Regions from separate parts of the Homo sapiens genome. Here region 1 is linked to region 2. Evidence: chromatin loops called from intact Hi-C (ENCODE). Cell type or tissue: gastrocnemius medialis. All regions are shown on one strand. Each heading gives the region's core, and the rest is flanking DNA. Links, peaks and the distances in the headings are about the cores only. Region 1 overlaps PTPRQ (protein tyrosine phosphatase receptor type Q). Region 2 overlaps MYF6 (myogenic factor 6).

What was found. A loop is a pair of places that touch in the nucleus more often than their neighbours do. Peaks named below come from ENCODE experiments on the same cell type or tissue, not always from the same donor. Only the 100,000 strongest peaks of a DNase experiment are listed, where the experiment ranks them.
Region 1: it touches region 2 in a loop (6-fold over the local background); 3 of 110 quality-filtered maps call a loop at or near these places.

What each region holds. Positions count from the first base shown.
Region 1 is chr12:80,633,492-80,636,415 of GRCh38, reverse strand. PTPRQ (protein tyrosine phosphatase receptor type Q) reads right to left here. Exons shown (of 45, transcript NM_001145026.2): 35 at 1,343-1,471. All of the region lies in intron 1 of LOC105369867 (a long non-coding RNA gene), which reads left to right. Among named protein-coding and RNA genes, the nearest start is that of MYF6, 73 kb to the left of the region's middle. In gastrocnemius medialis, for the core only: no CTCF peak of the experiment used is centred there; a DNase peak (open chromatin) is centred at 1,335; H3K27ac peaks cover 1,541 bases.
Region 2 is chr12:80,709,167-80,712,090 of GRCh38, reverse strand. MYF6 (myogenic factor 6) reads right to left here. Exons shown (of 3, transcript NM_002469.3): 3 at 2,617-2,924. Among named protein-coding and RNA genes, the nearest start is that of MYF6, 3.0 kb to the right of the region's middle. In gastrocnemius medialis, for the core only: a CTCF peak has its summit at 1,475 (motif pointing right); a DNase peak (open chromatin) is centred at 1,500; H3K4me3 peaks cover 1,485 bases; H3K27ac peaks cover 2,500 bases.

The DNA.
Region 1 (2,924 bases), core at 297-2,796, 76 kb after region 2:
AGGGCTGAGACACAGTCTAGTAGTAGCAGTGCTTGTGTTCCTATGATATGGTTTTACTTAGATGAGTTACCCTGGGAATCTTTTATTGATTCTTTTTACATATTTGATATTTTGTACATAATATTTCTTATATAGAAAACTATGTCTTGGATAACTTACAATCATCTGACACTTAAATCTTTGGAGTACTATCCATTTGTGGATAGGACCACTGTATTAGAACACAAAGATCAACATCTGAATGTTTAAAAAGTCAGCTGTCATATCCAAGAAAACACATTTCCCTGCAATTTAGTGATAACATTGAATAACCTTCATTTTGTAGCATTTGGAAGGACTTTGCTTATCAGATGACACTTCCCTCTATAGCACATATTAGGTATTTTTAGATATGCTGGAAATATACTTGCAAAGTCCATCTATTAGATAAAGACCAACTTTAACAAGTGACAACTACAAATGAATAACTTTTTGAGTCCAAGACATTTGATGCCATATTTTCAAAATTAATAATAATTTTTTTAATTTTAACAGAGCTGAGCAAATACTTGGTAACAACTACTTTGTGCTTATAAGCATTACATGTTATTGAATCTTATAAAAATGCAAACGTTAAAATAGCCTGATGGTAGTTTTCATTAAGAATTTGATGAATTATCTTAATAGACAAGTTTTTATAATGTGCCAACATTTTGAATAATTGATAATGCTTTTAAAAGGATTTATAATTATTTTTTCTTTAAAATTATGTACTTTACTATTTCCAATAGGTACCAATGAAACATATTTAGTACACATGTTTTTACTTTTCCCTCTGAAGGTAACTTTTTACTTTATATTTAATTTTTAAATACAAAGAAATGTAAAAATGATATCATATACAACTTAGACTTTTATGTACTTTTATACTGAAATAGTTATTAAAAAGCTTTTATAAAAATGGATATAAATAATATCAAGTAGTTATAAATTTAATTAATTTAAACCTGTGATTGAAAATGTGGACACTTCCAGAAAAGTTTAATGTAAAAATCTATCATATGAAATGAATTATTAAACATAATGTCAAAGGTTTAATGTGGAAAAATATTTGTCCCAGGAAAATAATCCTGATTGAACATTATAGTCCAAAGTTCATATTTAACTCAAAATATTAGGAAGATTAAGTGATTCTCTGAACAGCAGTGAGAAGTGTGTAGAAGACGGAGGTCACTCTTTGAAAGAAGATCTCTGTGACCTGTGTAAATTAGAGCCCCACAAACACTTCCAACAAGCATAGGTCAGAATAGGGTCATGGCTCCAGGCCCTCTGGACCACAGTTCACCCAGAGGAGTGTGCTCACCGCGTTAATCTCTCGTCCTTCAGTTCCAGGTCTGCCACTGTGATGAGCTGATCCAGCTTCAATTTAGTGTCAATAATTTCTGCATCCTGAGGAGAGTATGTGCCACCTTCTTTCTGCTTCTGTCGAATTCTAAAACAAGCGGAGTAAAGTCCAAGAAGGGAGTTTCACACAAAGTATATAAAATTAGGTTTAGTTTTCTTTTTAAGTAAAGACATTTAGTCAAATAATTTCCTTGTTAAAATCACCTCTCTGAATATGTTGCAAATTTATAGCTACTCGACTTCTTTTTCTTGTTTTAATTCCATAGAACCTATTCTACTTTCTTTTTTTTCTAATAAGTTATTGGGATGAAGTTCTAAATTTAAGAAGAATTAGTTGACGAAGGCCTGAGCCATTGGTACATTTAAATATAGAGCCAAGAAGACTTACGTTGTGATCTTGTTTCTCTTCTCTCTAGCTATGTCATTGATTTGTCATATAAAGGAACTATGCCAAAGTGAAAATAGTTCAATGCTATCAATAGTATTGCTAACAGATAATGCCCCATTGTGTTCACATATATGAAATATTTTTACATGCATGAAAATACTTAAAAATTATTTTCAAATTATCTTATTGAATTTTTATAAAAATATTGTGAGTAGATATTATCTTTACAATCAGAAAACTTAGGTTCAAAAATAAAAGCCACATGAATCTGAGAATCAAATCAGATTCTTTTCATCTTAAACCCTTTAAATGCTTATTTCTCCATGACACAGTATGGTATATTACAAAGTAATGTTTAGCTATTCTATCTTTCACATTTCAAATATTTAGTATTTATTAAGAGTTGGACATCAAGGATGATATGGAAAGTATAAAACATGTTCCCTACCCTCAAAGACATTACAATTTAGTTGAGAGGCAAGATTTCAATGCAGAAAAAACATGAAAAGAGAAAAAAAGATTCAAATTACAACACATAAGACAGTGCCTGATTAGTTACATAAATAGTTATTATTATTTAGAGGAGGTAAAGAAGTAGAATTTGACTTGGATGTCCCAGGATGAGAAGGAGGAGGAAGCACATTTCAGGGTGACTGAACAAAAGCAGAATGTATAAAAGCCCAAGGAATGTTCAGGTGAGAATAGATCTCTTTAGCTAGTGAGTAGGCAAGTTGTGGGGAATAAGGAGGACCATTTCCTACTCACACAAGGAGTTCATCTTGTAGAGAAATGAGAAGTCAGAAAAGATTTTAGAGCAGGGAAATTACATAAATGTGGCCAGTCCATACTCCTTAGGGAAAGGCCCATATTTTACACATTATAGCATTCAAAGTGCCTCGAATGATAACTCTCTCACTGTCTTCTGGCTAAATCTGCAAATAGTTATGTGGTATAGAGAAAATATCTTTTTCAAGAGCCTTTCAAATTATCTATTAAAATTATGCTTTAAGAGAGTCAAGATGAACCATAATGCATGGCATTTAGAATACAGAACTACATTCTTCAGTTGAAATAAAAATAGTCTATTGAACTATTTAGGAAATTGGTAGAAAGTTTACTTTACAAATGTAAGGTCCCTTTAACTCGGCAATCT
Region 2 (2,924 bases), core at 151-2,650:
AGGATTTCACTGGAAAGCCTAACATGTCATCTGTAGCAGTGGAGGTCACATGAAGTCTTTGGGAAATATTTGCTCTATTTAATGAAGAGACTTCTATAGGCAAACTTATTCCAAACAATTTCTCAAGTTACCCAGCTAAGAGAGATAGAGAGGATTTGGCTTGCAAAGACTGAATAAAATCCATCAACAAGTAAAGTCCACGAATTAATAAAAGCATTCTGCTGTTGAGCCATTTATAACACAGATCTTACTATAAGTATAGGCTAAATTATAAATTAAATGAGTTCACCTAATCAGTTACATTATTTTGTGTTGCATAATAAATTTGAATTTTAAAAATAGAAGTGTGCATATATACAATTTGGGGAAAATCCCTATTGATTCTCAGGGAGAAAATGATGGGCATCTAATAAGCATAATTAATGGGCATAGACACTACCCAGACATATTCACACATGTTTTGGTTGGATAATTTGAAATGCTTTACCACTTATTTTTTTAAGTTACTGCTCTAATTTGGAGTTCGGTAGCTAGCCACTCTTGAGAGAGAGCTTTTAGAAAACAAACGCCAAGGAGAGCCAAATTTTTCCCCAGACCATAAAATGTTGCTTATTAATTTCCCAAGGCAAGCTGGGCTCAGTGGTATGGGCCTGTAGTCCCAGCTACCTGAAAGGCTGAGGCTGGAGGATCACTTGAATCCAGGAGTTCAAGCCTGGGCAACAGGGACACATCACCCCTTAAAAAGAAAAAAAAAAGGAGGAAAGAAAGAAATTAACAATGTGCCAAGGCATCTGTTTCACAGAGCATGATGGTTAAGAACACAGGCTTGAATCCACTGATAATTGCCTGGCTCTGAATCCTGGCTCTATGCAGTACTTAACCAAGTGCAGGAAACTCTGTTCCAAGGATCTTCGCAGTACCTCTCTCATCTGTTGTAGGATTATGAGTTAATATTTAAATACTAAGAATGGCTCATTTATGTTGCTTTTGTTCTCATTGTTGTCAATATTTTCCCCAGCCAGAGCAAGGAAAGGCTGAAGAAACTATGGCTTTTGATGGAAGAAAAGGGTCTTTGAATTGACTAATGAAGAAGAGAGCTGGCATCTAGTGTTTATTTTGTGCCATTTTGGCTAAGCACTTCACATGTGTTATCTCAGTGAATCTTCACAACCTCAGGAGGAAACAGGACTAAGAATGAGCAGTGACTAGCCCTAGACAGTGGCAGCCTGGATTCCATCTAGGTAGCCAACCCCACACAGGCTCAGCTAAATCTCCCACCTACCTCTCCCAAACCTTTAAAAGAGATTGTATGTCAATGTCAGCTTCCACTATGAACCTTTCTGCCTTTTAAATTTGTTTCAGAAGAAATCTGAATTTCCCATATACTCAGAAAACGCAGTGACTACTATCGCCAGGAAGAGGCTTTCCTTTCTGAGAGGAAAAAGGGGCAAGATACAGCTCTGTACCTCCAGGGGGCACTGTCTGTGGTGCTATCTGGAACTTAGGTGCGCAACAAGAAAGTACAGCCTTTGGAGGGTTAGGAAGGAAAGGGTGGGCTGGGAAATACTGAATCCGATTTGATTTTCACGTCTGCTAACTGAAGACTAGCTGTTGGGGAGGAGGAGGAAAGGTAGAAGTTCAGGGGTGGGGGAAGGGAGTGAAGGTGCCACTTACAGAATCTAAGAGAGGAGTCGCAATTCAAAAGAAATGGCTTCCTCCTCTCATCTGCCTCACTTCCCACTGTGTTTCTTGGTGGTCGTTTCTTCCTGAGGTTACAGGATAAACAAACCTGGCACACGTTGTAAAATCCGCATGGTGAGGAGCTCCTGGGGCTTCTAGCCTCTTTGGGGCTTTGCTGTTTGGCTCGGCTAAGAGGTTGCATGTGTGTTGTTGTTGTCTTTTGCCCTCAACCATTGAAACCTTCCCTCACTTGAAGCCGCCCTCCCTTCAAAGCAGCCCACCCCACCTCCAGAGACAGATTGCCCATTTCTTTTATCTTTCGTATATGGAAAACAAACCCAAGCCAAACGAGGCCTTGAGGATATTCCAGTCTGCTAGGGACCAGTCTAGTTCAAGAAAACTGGGGAGGGGGCCCGAGATCCGGCCCTGAGGATGCCGGATGCAGCCCCGGGAACTCCAGATCCACACTTCAGGACAAGAGCGGCCTGGGAAGGCTAAGAGGGAAGGCCGTTTGTGGGTAAATCCGCTGAAGATCTTTTTGGGAAATGAGCACAGTTTTGGTGTGGTAATTTCTTGCAACCATATTTTCCTAGATTGAAAATTCCATTGTTAACTTTGGGTAAGTAAATCTCACCCAGATCTCCAGGTATAGGAGTGTAAAACCAGACGGAAAAAGATGCTGATAAAAGGAAAAATGACATTTTTCTTCTGGGCACTATTCACTTCCAATGACAAGTGTGAGGTCTACGAGAGAGAGAACAGTATCCAGTTTAATTCAGACTAAGGAAAGCCAAATTTCCTTTCAATTGGCATGTAAGGAAACACCCAAATAAATGGGCTTGTGTGGTGTCTAAATTAAAATATGGCTCCTCTTTATTTTTGTACACATGCCTCCAAACATATTTTTCCAGTTCCATCAAATTAGGACCAACTTTGTTCATATAGAAACTTCTTTTTAATATTACAATACCAGGATCCTCGCACATTTTATATACATCATTCCACATTTAAAATATATTTCAGGTTTACGTAAAAAAAGAAAGTGTTAAACTATTTACAAAAATACATTAAATACCCCTAACATTAAATGCAACTTTCCCACTTTAGACAGGAATGAACTTCTTTTGAACATGGCACAAAAGGATCACCGTAATAAAAGTTAATATAGTATAAAACCAACCAAACAAAAACAAAATGAGGCTAGACCTAAGCCACTCGCAGTTCCAAAAAAATAAAAGCCCAAA